Regions from separate parts of the Mus musculus genome. Here region 1 is linked to region 2. Evidence: chromatin loops called from intact Hi-C (ENCODE). Cell type or tissue: left cerebral cortex. All regions are shown on one strand. Each heading gives the region's core, and the rest is flanking DNA. Links, peaks and the distances in the headings are about the cores only. Region 1 overlaps Gm36434 (a long non-coding RNA gene). Region 2 holds the start of C130026L21Rik (RIKEN cDNA C130026L21 gene).

The links. Hi-C counts contacts between places; a loop is a spot of excess contacts. Peaks named below come from ENCODE experiments on the same cell type or tissue, not always from the same donor. Only the 100,000 strongest peaks of a DNase experiment are listed, where the experiment ranks them.
Region 1: it touches region 2 in a loop (2.3-fold over the local background); 2 of 42 quality-filtered maps call a loop at or near these places.

What each region holds. Positions count from the first base shown.
Region 1 is chr5:111,664,521-111,672,846 of GRCm38, forward strand. It overlaps Gm36434 (a long non-coding RNA gene), which reads left to right. Exons shown (of 3, transcript XR_389526.3): 2 at 78-438; 3 at 752-2,218. Among named protein-coding and RNA genes, the nearest start is that of Gm36434, 4.8 kb to the left of the region's middle. In left cerebral cortex, for the core only: CTCF peaks have their summits at 1,626, 1,828 and 3,573; DNase peaks (open chromatin) are centred at 1,744 and 7,601.
Region 2 is chr5:111,577,660-111,585,985 of GRCm38, forward strand. C130026L21Rik (RIKEN cDNA C130026L21 gene) reads left to right here and starts at 3,902. Exons shown (of 4, transcript NR_015546.2): 1 at 3,902-4,211; 2 at 4,520-4,637; 3 at 4,762-4,851; 4 at 8,175-8,326. RefSeq lists an enhancer at 1-637. In left cerebral cortex, for the core only: a CTCF peak has its summit at 4,671 (motif pointing right); DNase peaks (open chromatin) are centred at 1,534, 3,770, 3,966, 4,454 and 1 more place; H3K4me3 peaks cover 1,691 bases; H3K27ac peaks cover 2,119 bases.

The DNA of each region.
Region 1 (8,326 bases), core at 207-8,206, 87 kb after region 2:
TGTTGGGACCCTGGGCAGGCTCTTCCTAGGCCTCATTTTTTTTCCTCCTCCTCCTCCTCCTCTTCCTCTTCTCCCAGGCCTCTCTGGTGAAGGCTGGAGGTCAGAAGTGCATGTACCACTTTGACTTGGATGAGAATCCTTCCGTGCTGTGGGAAGATTTCTCCATCAGGAGCTAAGTTTCTGCTTCCACAGCTGCCATTCCAAGGCCAACGGGGCTGTGTGATGACCAGACAGAAAGAATGTCACCCACCCCACCTCAGGCTCCTTCCCGCTTCATTCTCCCTGCTGTTCCAGAGCCCTTGGCTCGGAGACTCAATTCCATGGCCTTCTGCAGCCTGCACAAGCCTGCAGACACCTCCCCTGGGCTCAGGCAAGAGTGGTCAGGCCTTTTGGACCTCAGGGTTCTGCCCAGGAATATCCTAGGACACTCGGACGGTGGTGAGTGGGAGGAGAGCACGCCATCTCAGTATCTTTTCTTTACCGGGACACCATAATGATCAGGGCCTAAGAGGACTGCCTATGAGGTCATCTTTGTTCCCTATCTGCTGCCACCTCTTGCCCCACCCTTCCTGTGGCTCTCCTGTGCTGGTTGCGTGCAGAAAAGCAGGGCCCGTCCTTGTCACCAGGACCCACATGCAGCAGGTGTCAGAACGGGCTTGTTACCTCGCTACAGAGTCTGCTGTTCATTGGGTGGGTGCCTTTTGACCTGAGAAAGCCCCAAGCTTCTAGATATGTTTTCTCCTCTTCCCAGGCCTCGCACACTCCCCTCATCTCCAGGACGAGTTGGCGGGACCCACCACAGGACTCTGTTATGCTTCCTTCCACACACCTTGCACCGAGGTGTCAGCAGGATGCCTTCATCCAGCAACGACCCCCCGCAGAGCCACCCAACCCCCACCCGGGGCCACAGCGCAGTCCCTCCGGAGGGTCCTGTCTAAGGTGGGAACAGCAGGAAGATCTGCCTCCCGCTCCCTCCCGTTTCCTTCGCCGCTCCTTTTGTTCTATATTTAATTTTTTTGTTTTAAATCCAGTTGAAGAGCGCCGGGTGAATCACCGACGGTTATTGATTTATTATTTATGGCGACTCACATGCCGCTTTAATCATGCTCGCTGTCCTTTTCCTAGTCAACTCCGCTGAAGGACAACTCAAGGAAACCGTCTGGGTGCTGCAGATGGGCCGCGTGCATGTTTATTGTGCGCTTGCTACCTGTTGGAAGGCAGGGAGCCTCTGAGTTTGGGGGTAGAAGATGCTCTTGCTTTCCTGAGATTGAAGGTCAGTCCTTGAGGATTGGAGCAAGCTGGCGTGGTGTGTGTCTCACCGCTAAAGGGCCCCGGGTGCCTGTTTTCTGTTTTCTCTGGCTTCTTCCCTTCCCTTTCCTATTGAAGACATGGCCTGGTTTGAAGAATAAGTGTCTATGTCTCCCCAGCCTCCCCAAACTGCCAAAGTCATTTGCTTTAGAAATCAAACAGATTAGGATGGTCCGTGCTAGCCTACAGCATTAATGGAGGGCTGGCTGGTCTGGCAGGCAAGCCATCTCCTTCATGGGGGGCACTGCATTAGTCCTGGGTTCTGTGGACAGACCCCAGGAAGGAGCCAGACCCAGGAAGTAGGTGAAACTCAACAGGAGACGGGTCTAACTGCCAGAGAGTCGCTGAGGGGCGCTGTGCATCTGCTCTGCCTCGTTCTCCAGGGAACTGTGAGGACACCAGGGTTTGTGCTGCTCAGATCCCGTGGCTGACAAATGTTCTCCTACTCTGGGAACGCCCACCATGTTTCTAGCCCTACCCCTTCACATGCTCCCCAGACAGCTGTTCTCTACAGTTGCCCCTCCCCACGCGGCTACTGTCATGGTGGGGTTGCCTGAGGCTGGCCCTTGAGGTAGAGGATGTTTCTGGAAGGTGAATCTGACGTGACTGTTATCATGTCGTGGTTAGGTGTGAGCACAGTGGCCCAGGCATGTGTACATGTGTGGCGATGTTTGTGCTTGTCAGAGAGGTGAGAGGGACATTGCCTTTCCAGGCTTTGTTTCTTACCACCCTGTCTCATGACATCACTAGCCTCGGGCAAGTCGGGTGCTGTCTTCAGGACTTGGTTCCTCCCTATAACATGGGTCAAGCTGGGAAGGTTGGGAAGGGCCAGTAGATGGCAGATGCCCATCAAGCTGGAGTCCAGGTCCTGATTGCCACACAGGACCTTTTCTATGCAGCGACATCTGATAGGCCCTGGGTGGCATGGAATGCAGGCCTGTACACTGTCTGAATAAAAGTGCCCTCAAGTCTCACCCAATTCCTGGGGTTTCTGAGGGGTCACCCTACAGACCTCTGTGTTCCTCTTCCCTTTATCTCTGGTTACTTAGAGGCTTATAGAGCAATGGGGTTGTGGCTGCCCAGAGCCTTTGAGCTTTGCTGTCCCAGAGTCTGGAGTAGGTGGGGAAGTGGACAAAGATGTCAGGAGCACGGGACCTGGGGCTTTGGTTCTGCCCTTGAGGTGATGGCGAGAGACAGACAAGCATTCAGTGGGGTTTTTCTATGGCTGATGTCCTACATCTGTCTCCTGTCCCTCCATTCCATCCCTCCCACAGGCAAGCATGGAGGGACGACACTGTGTCCTGCTCTGGACTCAGTGTTCAGGGACATAGACGCGTAACGACAGTCCTCCTGGGAGCCGAGACTGCAGTTTGATGATGGTTGAAGTGAGTGATTGCTGGTGTTCACAGGGGCCGGGAGAGAACACAAACTCAGCACAAAGTCCACCCCTGGAGGTCAGAAGGACAGGGGACTGAACCTGGCTGGGAGAGGCAGGGGACAGTGTTCTAGGCAGCCCCTGACAGGAGGGCTGGTGGCATGTTTAGGAAGGGAAAATGGCTTGTGGCCAGAACACAGGGATGAAAAGGAGAGGAGTCTTATAACTAGGATAGCACTGTTTCCCCAGGTCCAGGCAGACTTGGGGTGGTTGTCAGCATGCTAGAGCCAGTCGAGGCAGTGTGACTCATTGTGCCCCCTTGGATGTTACACAGCAAGTGCGTGACAGGCCCCCACAGGCTGAATCTTCAAAAGGCAGAGGGGTATAAGGGCTCAGGATGGCAGTGGTATGTCCCCTCCCCTACACATTCTGTTAACAGGTACAGGGATCTTGGGACCTCTTCTGGCAGCTGGGTTGACCTTGCAATTTGCTTCTGCCCATAAAGGCCAACAAAGGTAAAGAGACAAGCAGAAATAGTGTCTGGTGTCTCAGGTAGTAGATGCTGGTCACAGTAGCTCCTACAGCACACAGTGTACATACTCAGGTGCCCCAAACCATCATGAGGGAAGAAGGTTCTGCTTGCCTGTCCTTTGCTGCTGTAACTGATACTCATACAATCAACTTACAAAGAATCAAGGTCCAGGTTGGCTCATAGCATCATGGGTTTTAGTCTTTGCTGCTCTGAGGTCTGTTCTGGAGCAGAACAATGGGCTCATGGTGACCATCATGACTTGACTCTAAACATGCCATGAATACTTAGTCTCAGGTAGGTGCTATTTGAACGACCAAGTAACTTTACTTCATGGAGTGTAGTGGCTGAAACAAGCCACCGGGGGCAGGATTCAAAGGCAATGCCCAATGCAAGTTATGTCTCACTGGTTTCTGGTTCACTATGCTGTGAACAGCCTCTGCCAGGCAATCCTGCAGCTCTGAACTGTGTCGCTCCCTCTGGAACCCTGAGTAGAAATAAATTGTAACCACTTTGGTTTCCTCTGTCAGTCACCAGGTCACAAGGCAGGAACTAACAGAAAACTGCTACCAGAGGTGAAGTCACCATGACTGATCCCAATCACGTAGATATGGCAGTAGGAGGAATGGCTGAGGAAACCCCACAGTGCTATAAGCAGAGATTCATGGGCCATCCCAGCAGGACTGTGGAAGATCAGACTGAGAGACATGTGGACAATAAGGACTGTACTCAGGAGCTCTCAAACTGAGCAAACAGGACTCCAATGGGAGCCAGACTAGAGGCTATCCATTCTACACATTGGCAAATAGTTTGTCTATGCATATTTTGCCCCTTTTCCTGAAAATTTGAGTGTGGGGCTAAGCAGGGTGTGATCCCAGCACTTTGGGGGGGGGGGAAGTTTAGGTGGATTTTTGTGAGTTCAAGGCCAGGCTGGTCTACTTAGAGAATCCCAGGCCAGCTAGGACTACCTAGAGACACCCAATTAATTTAGTGGAGGAAATTGTGGCATGGTTGTTGTTGGCTGCTTTTAGCCAGGTTTACAGTGAACCCTGGGATTCAAAATCAGAGCAGAAAGCTACAAAGCATGTTCGGTTTGGCCTGAGAGGCAGCAGGGGTGAAATAACAGACTGGGATGGGAACTGTCACAGAAGATTCAGTCTGCATAGTTGACAGTAGGAAAGTGGCCTTGGGGTGCTTTAAGAAGTTAATAGGATTACGCCTATTGTAGGTCAGGATAGAAAACCGCAAATTCACATCAAGTATTTTCCACCAAGACTTTTTTTCTAAGAGAGAGCTTCTAGGGTATCTAGCTAGAAAATGGGTGTCTGTTGGGTAATTTTAACTGCTCAGGCACTTGGAAGGGCCTGTCTGCCCCAGCTCATGGCCGGTTTCAGCTTTGTATGTGCAGCTGTGGTGGTTTGTATATGCTTGGCCCATGGAGTAGCATGATAAGAAGGTGTGGCCCTGTTGGAATAGGGGTGGTCTTGTTGGAGGAAATGTGGCTCTATTGGAGTGTGTGTGGCCCTGTTGGTATAGGTGTGTCTTTGTTGGAGTGGGTGTGGCCTTGTTAGAGTAGGTGTGGCACTGTTGGAGTGAGTGTGGTCCTGTTGGAGGGAGTGTGGTCCTGTTGGAGGAGGTGTGGCCCTGTTGGTATAGGTGTGTCTTTGTTGGAGTGGGTGTGACCTTGTTAGAGTGGGTGTGGACTTGTTGGAGTAGGTGTGTCACTGTGGGTATGGGCTTTATGACCCTATTCCTAGCTGCCTAGAAGCCAGTCTTCTCCTAGCAGCCTTCAGATGAAGATGTAAAACTCTCAGCTCTTCCAGCCCCATGTCTGCCTGAATGCTGCCACGTTCCTGCCTTGATGATAATGGACTGAACCTCTGAACCTGTAAGCCAGGCCCAACTAAATGTTGTCCTTATAAGAGTTGCCTTGGTCATGGTGTCTGTTCACAGAAGTAAAAACCCTAACTAAGACGGCAGCATTAGTCCTATAGACATACGGAAAGCAGGCCTTCAAGAATTAGGGAGTTAGCAACAGTGTGAAGTATAGTCCCACAGGCTGTCTGTCTCAAATCCCAGCAGAAACCTAAAGCTAAGAGACTGCCATTTGCTCCTGCACATAATCCTGCAGTAAAAGTCACCTCATAACTTGGCACAACGAGAGAGCAAACAACTATTGATAAAAACAGATCAGGTAATGGACAGTAATAAAAGCTACTTAGAGGGCCAAGACAATAACAGCCCGCAGTCAAGAGCACTGACTGCTGTTCCAGAGGACAGGTGCTCCATTACCAACTCAATGCATTTCCTGGGGTTTTGATTCCTTCTGCTGGGCTGGGTGGATACTGTATCCACTCGGTGCTCAGGCATTCACTCAGGCACACACCCATACACAGAAAAGCAAAGAAAATAAAAAATTAAAGCCATTTAAAATGTATGAATTATTTACTTCTAGAGTTTTCTCTTTTTTTTAGACAGCAGTTGGCCACAGACCAGCAGATGCCGAGGAAAGCAAGCCCGTGGGTTGGGGGGGGGGGGGGCGGGTGCTGTAGCTGCTCTCAATGTCTCTGTGAGAGAGTGGCACTCACAGAATTGTGACAAGCAAGTAAACAGCACACCCTCACCTGTCTCTACTCTCCACAGCGCAGGTGCTTCCGGATGAGGAGCCTACACAGAAGTGCAACATAGTGTTTATTTCTCATTTTAAAAATAGTAAAACGGGGCCAGCAAGAGGCTCAGGAGGAAAAGTGCCTTGCTGATGACCAGAATTGCTCTCCAGAGTCCTCGTGTTCTAATTTGCTTTCTGTCCACAGATTTAGAGTCCATTATCAGGGGAAGTCATGACAGGAACGTCAGGGCAGGAACCTGGAGGCAGGAGCTGAAGCGGAGACCATGGAGGGGTGCTGCTTACTGGCTTGCTCAGCCTGCTTGCTTATACAACCCAGGACCACCTGCCCAGGGATGTCAATGCTTACAATGAACTGAACCTTCCCACATCAGTCACCACAAAGGCAGTGCCCCCACTCACTTCCCTACCGGCTAATCTGGCGGTGATAATTTATCAATTGAGATTCTCTCATAATGCATTATACCTAGGTTTGTGTCAAGTTGATAAAGGCCAGCCAGCCCAGCATGTAAATGTGGAAGAGGGGAGCCAGCTCCATAAACTGCTCTCTGAACCCTACACATAAGCCCAGAACATATACATACCACACACAATGACAACAACAACAGCAACAACAACAGCAACAGTAATGAATAAAATGAAGCCAACATGTGTTCTCTATTCTATAAAGTTGGCTGTGGGCAGTGGGTGTGGTCATTTACCTTAGGTGAGGGTGTTGGAGAAGGACATGAGCGAGCAGCTGGCAAGAAGCTATGAACAAGAAGAGAAGATGCCTGGGAGACCTGCAGGCACTCTCTCTCACTCCACAAGGAGAAAGCCCCAAGTTCTTTCCTGTTCTGAACCTTCATTAAACCACTGCTCCTCTGGGGAAACAGGTAGCAAAATTCTCCTGTGTTTGTCAGGACTGGGTCCCTTCATATTGGCGGGTGCAACCTTCCAGGATGTGTGGAACTACTCACAGTAACAGGTGACCCTCGGGTGACCCCTGCTGAAGAGAGAGAAGTTTCTACTTGTGCCTCAGTAGTCTGTCCACTTTTGCCTTCTGAGTCTAATTAGGTCTGTGACTTCTGCCTCCATCTCTGTCCCCAAGAAGGTGGGAAAGCCTATCCATCAGCCCCCACCGTGAGTGAAGGGGGGAGAGGGGAGGATCTGTGCCAGAGAGAACTGTGTGTGGTTGGGAAAGAGGCAGATGCAGTCCCGAGGCCAGTGGAGACCTCTCTCTCTAGAATGTTCGATCCTTTGGCAGCTGTTGATGTCTTCCTGCAGCCTGCTGGAGCTGAGGCCCTTCAGCCCTTCTTTCTGGGGACTTATCCAGAAGGAGGTGCTCCTTCTCATCTTTCCATAGTCCTCCCACTCCCTGGCTTTCCATTCTCACCTAGGTGTTTGCCTTCACCCGCCTTGGCCTGTCCTCAGACCCTGGCTCAGGTCTGCCACCACGGATAGGGTGAAGCTGTGCAGCCCTGCTTCCTGCTTCTTGTGTTGTTAATATCGCAGACTGGAAAAATTGTGAGCAGAAGTGTCTCTGGCTTGAGGTTCTGGAGGCTCAGAAGTGCAAGGGTTCAGCTGAGCCACAACCAGACAGAAAGACAGCTGGACGGAAGCCAGGAAGCCACTCCTGTTCGAACAGCTTGATTTGTTCATGAGGATGGAAGACCTCACTGCTTCGTCATCTCACAGAAAGTCTTCCTCTTAATATCACCTTCATGACTTCCTGAGTTATGTAAAGTCCCCAGTGTCTGGAAGATCCACCCCCAGTGTTGGATAGATTTGATCTACCCGGAGGATTCCATGCATGTCTCCTAGAACTCACAGTCTGGATTGCAAGCAGGACTCTCCCGTCTATTAGAGGTGGAACACCAAGTAAAATGTCCTTCCTATCTGTTACTCCCACATTGGCATAACAGCAGGCCTCTTCCCTGGACAGTACTGAACAGCAACTGCTCTGAAGTACAAGGGACGCTAGCTGTTGGGGAGGTCTGTGGTCTGTGGAGGGATTCTGCTGGCTGTGGGGGTATGTCTGACTGTGGGGAGCAGTCAGGGAGCTGTGCGGGTTCTGTAAGCTTGGGATGCTTCAGGGTGTGTGTATGGGGGTGCTGCAGACTGTGGGGGTGCCTATAGGCTGAGGGACCATTTTCAGAATAAGCCTGAACCAGGCAGGCCATGGTGCTCTCCAGGGTGTGTAAGCAAGGTGTTGAACGCTGTGATTGCAGACAGCTGATCAATTAGCCGCAAGTCAATCCTGATTGTCAATCTGCATATTCAACCAGGAGCATTAATTATGCACATTTATGCATCCTGCAGTTTTAACCCCAGACCTGCCTGAGAGCCTGGAGGGCGGGGCTGCACACTACAGCATCCAATGGGCATTGTGTTTGGTGGAATACTGCCTTCCATCTGCCAGTGAGCTAGTACAGAGCTGTATTTCTGATTTAAATGGTTGGGTTGTAAGGTGGCAAGCAGGCATCCAACCTGTAGGCATGCCTTGCAT
Region 2 (8,326 bases), core at 13-8,012:
TGGCTGCAAGCCAGAGGGAAAGGGCCCTGAATGGCTGACGCTGTCTGGGAGAAGATAGAATCCCACATTCCTGCAGCAGGCTGTCCCAGGGTGGGTGGGGGATGCAGAAGGACCTCCACCACCGGTCTATGAAGCACCAGAAATGTCTGGGCAGGAGGGTGTCTGTCCAGCTTTGGCCTGCTGGTATCCCCCCAGACTATCTCGGCAGAGCCACAGCAAAAAACAACTCAGAGAATTGCGTGACCTGGTGCAGGGAGCAGCTTCACCAAGGTTTATTCAGGTCTGCACAGCTAGACAAAGGCAGGCACCCATGCAGACAGGAACACTTGTACACATACCACATATGCGTGCATACACTTTTCCCAACAACTTGACACACACACACACACACACACACACAAACACACGCCATGCATACCTACATGGAAAAACACAAACTTTTAGGACCTGAAGTTATAGCTCTCACCTGGCCCATCTGGAACAGGTCCAAGGTCCTGTCCATCAGATAGTGGGATCCCTCCCTCCTCCCTTCCTCCTTCCCTCCCTCCCCTCTTCCCTCCCTACCTCTTCCCAGATGTTGTCTACAGCTCTGGCCAACTGGCCAGATGTGCTCAGCACCATAGGCTTCTCAGGAACTGGAAGGCTGAGGAGTCCGAGACAACCCTCAGGTGTCTGGGTGACACCATCCAGCCCCAGGCTGGGAGGACTATTGCCAATGAGGTCACGGGGTCACCAGGCTGTTCTTGCAGCAGCCTGTGGGCAAGCTGTGCACTTCACGCAAGGACTGGCAGCCTGCGGCTGAAGCCGCTAGGAGACTGGAGACTGGGTTCTGCCTTTTAGACCCTGGGTTTCCTTGTCTGTGCAAATGATGAAACGGAATGGCTGTCCCTCACGTGTCCATGAAGCACGGAGCCCAAGGTCACATAGGGCACCTAGGATGGAGCTGCATTGGCTCCGTACTTAACTGAAGCAGCTCCATCTACAGCAGCACAGACACTCAGGGGGATAGAGAGACATCTGTCATCTTGTTAGCTGCCCTGGACTGACATTTTCTTCTACTTGGAGTTTTTTCTGTAGATTGGTGTGGGACTCCTTGCAGGGCTCCAGCTGATCCTGACTCTAGTGTTCTCCATACAGCACTTGCTGTTCCTGAGCCCTGGGAACTACTGTCTCACCTAAGATTTCTAAAGCTACAGGTCGAGGGCACAGACACTAGAGCCTCAGGACTAGCACCTAGCGTTAGGAGCCCAGGCTCCCAAGGAGGTAGGTGGCTGATCGGTTCCCAGTCAGGTTTCTCATAAGCTCAGTGACCTTGAGCTACATGTCTGATCCGAGTCTCTGTTTCTTCACTTATGACATGACATGACCTGTGGGGATTTCATGAGGAACCACATGGGATGGTGCTCAGCGGGGCTGGTCCAGGAGGCACCAAGTCACGGAGTCTCTTTCCCATGAGGCAAGAAGAAAGGACACAGCTGAGGCGGACAGTTAACCACACCCCTCAAGACGCACCACGCCCAGCTCTCTTGCAGGCACCACATGCCTGACATCTCCGGATTTTTCTGCAGTCAGAAATCCCTCTAACTTGTCCTGTCAGACAGAGACCTATAAAAAGCTTACCCACACTGTTATTTTAAGGGATGCCATCACTACGTCTCTGCCTGGGGGTCTCTGCTGGAACAGCCCTGGTTCCCACGGCCTGTGGCTTCCAAGGGTAAGGAGGAGGAAGAGGGCCACAAGGCTGTGCAGAGGTGGGGGCTGCATTTTCACTATGCGAGGGGCCTTTCCATCCTAGCCCTGTCCCTCCCTCTCTCTTTTGCTCCCAGGACCTCTTGGGAGAGTCTTTGTGGACGAGGAAGCCATGTGGGACTGCATTTTCCCCCAAGGTCACACGGTAGCTGGCAGTTCTCCCTTGCCCAGCTCTGAAGCCTCAGACCACCTGCTGCCTCCCCTCTCATTAAGCTCCTCCCCCTCCTGCTCTCCCTCCCCCTCCTCCCCCTCTTTCTCCTCCCCCTCCTCCTTCTCTTCCTCCCCTATCCTTCCCCTCCTCTCCTTCCTTCTCACCTTCCCCCTCCTCCCCCTCCTCTCCCTCCCCCATTCTTCCCCTTCTCTTCCCCCTCCTTCCTTTCTTTCCCCTCCTTCCCCTCTCCTCTCAATCCCATCTCCCTCCTCCCTCCCCTCCTTCTCCCCCTCCTCTCGTTCCTACCCTAATTCTTCCCCCTTCTCTTCCCCCGCTTCCCCCTCCTCTCCCTCCTCCCCCTTCTCTTCCCCCTCTTCCTCCTCCTCCCCCTTCTCTTCCCCCTCTTTCCCCTCTTCTCCCTCCTATCCCAATTCTTCCCCTCCTCTTCCCCCTCCTCCCCCTCTTCCCCTCCTCCCTCCTCTTCTCCCTCCTCCCCTTCCTCCTCCCTCTCCTCTTTCCTCTCTGATTCCTCCCTTCTTCTCCTTGTTGCATCCATTCCTCTCTTGCCACTCTCCTCTAGGCCTCCCTCCTGAAGACCCCCTGCCTCACCTGTGTGTCCCGTGAGTCTGCTTTCAGACAGTGTTCTCTGTCTCCCGCAGTGTCCTTGAGCTGCAATAACCCATCTAGGCAGAGTACCCTCAACCCTAAAGGAAGAGCACCGCCCACGCAAAGTGCAGGGCAGCGCAGGGGTGTGGGCACCACGCTGCTGAGGCTTACACTGTACTTTGGTTTAGTTCTAACAGAGACTTTTCCCTGTGCACCATCCTTCCTGCTGTTACATACATGCACACACTTTAAACATTTGCGTACATGTATGTATGTATGTATGTATGTATGTATGTATATGAGTGTGATGTGTGTGTTCACGTGTGTAAGTGTGCTGTGGCATAGGTGTGGAGATCAGTGGACAACCTCAGGTCTCAATCCTCACCCTCAACCTTATTTTAACAGGTCCTCTTATGTGCTGTGTGTACTCTAGCTAGCTGGCCATAGAACTTCCAGGGACCCTCCTGTCTCTGCCTCCCATCACTGGGCAAGATCCCTGGGCTGGCAAATCCTTGTTCTTGCGTTGGGTCCTGCCTGGGTTCTGGGCATCCATTCTGCCTTCTCATGCTTGCAAGAAAAAAAAAAATCTATGTGACCACTGAGCTCTCCAGCCCCATTCCACTGACAAACGGCAGCTGTAACTTGTCAGATGTCAATCATAGGGAGGCTCTGGGCGATGGAACCCAGGGTTTTATGAGTGTCACATGGTGCTCTGCCACCAGGCTAGCCCAGCCCAGTGTGTTTTCACACACAGGTGGTCCTCCATAGTCCTGTCAGTCTGAGAGGAGCATCTTTTCAGCCTCTAACCACTTCCCTGCTGCCGAGAGGTCCCGGCCCAACAGTGGTCTGGACCACACATAGCTGTGGCCTAAGAACTGAACCAGGAGGAGCTCATTTTGCGACCTGTGCCTCAGTTTCCTGATCTGACAGTGAAGCTCCCGTGTCTCCCTTAGGCAGCAGCTGCAGAGTAACCCCGCATGTGGGTTGCAGCGGCTGCTTAGCCAAGAAGGTGCCGCCAGCATCAGGCTGCAAAGTTCCCGTGAACCCAGGGCTGTGGTGCAACTGTCAGCTAGGCCCAAGCCCCCAGCCCCGGAGACCCCGGAGCCAGGCTGCATCTCGGGGAAATGAGGCCCGGTGGCCCCTGACCCCAGCCTGCAAGAGGCTAACCCCCTCCCTGGCCCCTCGGCTGTGAGGCTGCCCGCCCGGACCATTCATGGGTTTGTATTATAAGATGACTGCCGTCGCCATGGCAACATGAAAGGAGCCGATCTCATTACTGAGGCCCGGACACATTATTTTCTCCAAGGAATTTCTTCTTTTCATTATTTCCCTCCAAAGGTCAGCTGTCCTCTCAGGCGGGGCGGGGGCTGCGGGGGTGTCCACGAAAGGTGAGCCGATTCGGGGCCCAATTCCCCGGGTGGAATTTACAAGCGTTTTGCCTTCTCCTCCTGATCTAACACCAGCTTAGAGAATTTCTTCAAACCAGCCTTTCTCTTTAACCCCTGCGGCTCCGGCAGACAGCAGCCCAGCCATCCTTGCTAAGTTCCTGAGATTCCCTCCAGGGTCTGGGCTTTTCTCCAGCACGTGGCTCCCTGCTACCATCCGAGAAGTCCCTGATGCTGAGGTCTCTGCTGACTTGCCCCGAAGGATTGCCGACACACGGACATTTATGTCTTCCCCACAGGGAAAAACACCCCATTAGAAGGTAACACTAATGCGGGGGCGGGGGTGGTGGTGGCGGGGAGTCCATATCCTCGCTTGGAATGCAGAGTGTGCTGCAATTCAGAGACTGATAGACCTGCTAACATCCCTATCAGGCTGTGTGCCCTTGGGCAAGTAGCTCCCTGTTTCTGGGCACACTTTGCTCATCTGTGAAGCAACTCTATGTTGGTGTGTACCCAGGGAATGAGCAGAAATCATGAGCAGAGTCTGGCTGGCACCCAGGAACAGTAAATACCAAGGATTGATGATCGTATTTTGGTGTGTTTCTATCCATTTCTCTCTGTGTGTCAGCTGTCTGTAACTGTGAAACAAACAGCCCCGAGACTTGAGACTCGTTACCGGGAAGCAGCGATAACTCGGTATTAGCTCGTGCAGTTTCTGTGGGTGGAGGCCTCTGCATCCGTCTCTGGTGGGTCCTGAAGTGGCTGCAGCTACCCAGAAGAGGGAGGCAGAGGCTGGGATGGTTCTTCTGATATCTGGCCTCACAAGTCAACCGTATCTTGTGTCTATCTGCCTTACTCTGTGTCCAATAGGCAGAAATTTGGTTCCCCCATAGGATCTTCAGGGAGCTGCAGTGACACCAGAGGAGGGCTACTGGAAATGGCACCAGGACATCATATTCGGTAAGACAGGATCAGGGTGGACACCCATTCTACAGAGGGAAAACTGAGGCTCTGGACAAAAAACAGTGGCTTGCCCCACTGGCTTCCCACAGGCTCTAGATTCTTCCTTCTGTCTCAGTTTCTCATGGGGCCAGTCATTCAGCTCACCAGATTCTCTATCTGGGACACTGGAGGATTGTCTGCCCCTGTGTGGTGGGTACTCAGAGCTGGGGGAGCTCCCAGCCTCTCCATGGGAATTCTGGCACGTGCAGCGAAGATGATGATGTGTAGCTGTGATGTTGATGATGTGTGTTTGTTGACAGTTGGACGATTGTCTACCTCACAAGACAATAAATGGCTGCCAGAGGCAGAAACGTCAAAGTCAGTCATACAGATCTCTCTCTCTCTCTCAAAAAACAAAACAAAACAAAAACCAAAAAACTAACTCATGCTCTTGCATCTCCTACCTCCTGTGAATGATGCTTGGACTGAGTTTACAGGTTTCTGGCGGTGACTCAGCAGCCCATGAGGAACAGGGTCACCATGACTTAGCAGGGCTTAAAGGATGGGGTCAGCTCAGATTCTTTGGAACTGCCAAGGAAGGTGGTGGAGGAGAGAGATTGATTGATTGATTTTGAGTCTTGGAGGAAAGGCTGAGCTTATCCCCACCTCAAGGACCAAGAGCAAGCTTGGTCTGTGGGCATACATATGGACGGCTTGTTGGCAGCTTGCTCCTTGGCTCAGTTGGACTGCTGGTTCCTGACTAACAAAAAGAGACTGGGTTTTGGGCTCAGAGACTGCTGGGATAGCACATGAGAATGCAGATGTTCTGGAGGGCCTTAAAGGTTCCAGCTCATTAGGTTGGTGCCTAAGGATCAGCATTGTTTTAAAGATTTATTTATTTTTGTTTTATGTGTATGGGCATTTTGCCTGTGTTTGTCTATGCACTGCATGCATGCTTGGTGCTCCCCAAAGCCAATAGGGGACATCAGAGCCTCTGGGACTGGGGTTAGACGGTGGTAAGCTGCTATATAGGTACTGGAAATTAAGCCCTGGCCCTTTGGAAGAGCAGCCAATGCTTTTAGCAACTGTGACATCTCCAGCTACCTTCATCTTAACCATTTACCTTCTCGTCACAAACAGTGGAGTAAGGGCCACTCTGGGTAAAACACCCCGCATGGAAGAGCCCACCCTGTGGGTGCTGTTACCTCAGCCTCACTGGCTCCTAGCAACATTAAGGTTGAGAAGAAATTCATCTCTGGGAAGCCATCCCCAATTCCCTCTATCGTAGAGCAGGTGATAATAGTCCTGTCCCTTCACCTCGTCGTACCTCATGTTACCAGACTTGATTTCTCACAGTCGTACAAAGAAAGTTAGGTGTCCAAGTCCTCTGCCTAAAGGTGGTATTTATAATGCAGTAGCCATCTATCCGTTCATCTACCAATCCATAAATTTATCCACCCACCCACTTACCCAGCCATACTTGCATTCACCTATCTATTCACCTATTCTTGCATGCGTCCTTCAATCCACTCATCTCTACATCCATTCATCCATCTGTCCATCTGTCCATCCATCCATCTAGCTATCCATCCACCAATCCATCCATCCACTTGTCTGTCCATCCATCCACTCATCTGTCCATCCATTCATCCATCCATCTACCTACCCATTCATCCATTCACCACCTACCTACTTATCCATTCATCTACCCATCCATCTGTCCATCCATCCATCCACCCACCCACATATCCACCCACCTGCCCACTCACTCATTCATCCATCATCCATACAAACATCCATCCACTCAACTGTCCATCCATCCACCCATCCACCCATCCACCCACCCATTCATTCAGTCATTCATCCATCCATCCATGCATCCACCCATCCATCTATCTAGGTCTATATTGTGTGTCTTCTGCATGTTGGGTGCTGAGGCAAAGCAGCCACTGGAGCAGGTGTTCACATCCTTTGCCCTAAGGCACCCACAATACTAAGGGGAAGATGGGTCAAACAAACCAAGACACAGCTGTATCATGGATGTAGATTTTTCTCCTTGGAAGTAAACTTGAATAACTGGGAGGTGACTAAATTTGCACCAGAGGGATGATCAGGGAAGGTATCTCTGAGAAGACTTTTCGTTTAAAATCCAAAGATCAGAGGAAGCTGATGATATGAAAGGTGGAAAATGCTGTTCTGGGGGAAGCAGCATGTGTAAAGGCCCTGGGGCAGATAGATCCAAGACCATGCTGTGGGAGGAAGGCCAGTGTGTCTGGAGTGCAGCTGTTGAGAGGCAGAACACTGTGTTGTAGGTTGTTTGGTCAGACATCGAAGATCCAAGAAAACATTGTTTTGGAGTCAGTTCACACATTTCCTGGGAACCTTCTGGTAAATACTGCCATCACAACTGTTGGCTTTGGGCCTTATATGGTGACTACTCCAGGAAGCCTTGCAACGCACCTCCAGCCTCAGTCCCCTTCTCATGTATATCTTCTGATCACAGTGCACCAATCTATTCAGAGAACCATACCGAGAGGCTGATTTTCTGGATGGTGACCCTTAAGACGGGGAGGCTCTACTTGAACCCATGCCCCCACCTAGTGCAACCGCTTCTGTGTGACACAGTGGGTAAAGGAGAAGAGCCTGGGTTTTGGCTCCAGACCCCAGGTCTGCCTTAGGTAGCTTGAAGGACTCCTTAACTCTCACGCCTTAGCTTCTCCTATGGAGAAGTTTCTGGTTTCGATGCCCTGACTGATGCTGACAGGTCTCTTACGCCAGAGCCAATGCCCAGAGAATGCTCTCCTTGGTTCTAACAGTGTTTGCCTCATAAGAGACCCCACCCCCAGCCAGGTCTGCCTTCACTGTCCTTGGAACCTATGATTCATTCTGTCCCCACCAGCAGTTCAGGGTGGGACTCACTTTGGTCCTCAGTCTCTCAGCTTCTTTGTTGGTGGACTTCTGGTCTTAGCTCCTCCCACACTCAAGGTCTGTGTGAGTTGGTAGACTCAGTGATTTTTATGAAAGGAGCTGGGCAGTTCCAGGCTGAGAGCCCGGCTGAGACCGCAAGAGACTGATTCCCCTAGGAAGAGATGAGGTGTGCTGTCCTGAGGGGCAGTCTGCAGTCATGGGTGAGATATGTCCATCTGGTCTTTCTGTCCATCCATCTATCCAGGCAGCAATTATGTCCCAAGCACTGAGAATCTACCAGTGAGCCACCTGCCACCTCTAACTTGTGAGCATCTTCCAGAATGAGGGCAGGGCATGCCCTGTGAGCTACTGACTGGTGCGGGCACCCATGGTTCATTGAGCTCCTAACCACTCAAGGTCACTCTTGTTCCCAGTTTTCTAGATCCCAACATGGAAGAATTGGAAAGAGAAAAGCATTATATGCTCATGGATGCTAGTGGAGTTTGTTTCCAGCCTGTCGTGTTTCCGGGCCTTGGCTTAGAGACAGAGGTGGCTTCCTTCCTTCCCTGGGGGAGGCTTCATTCCT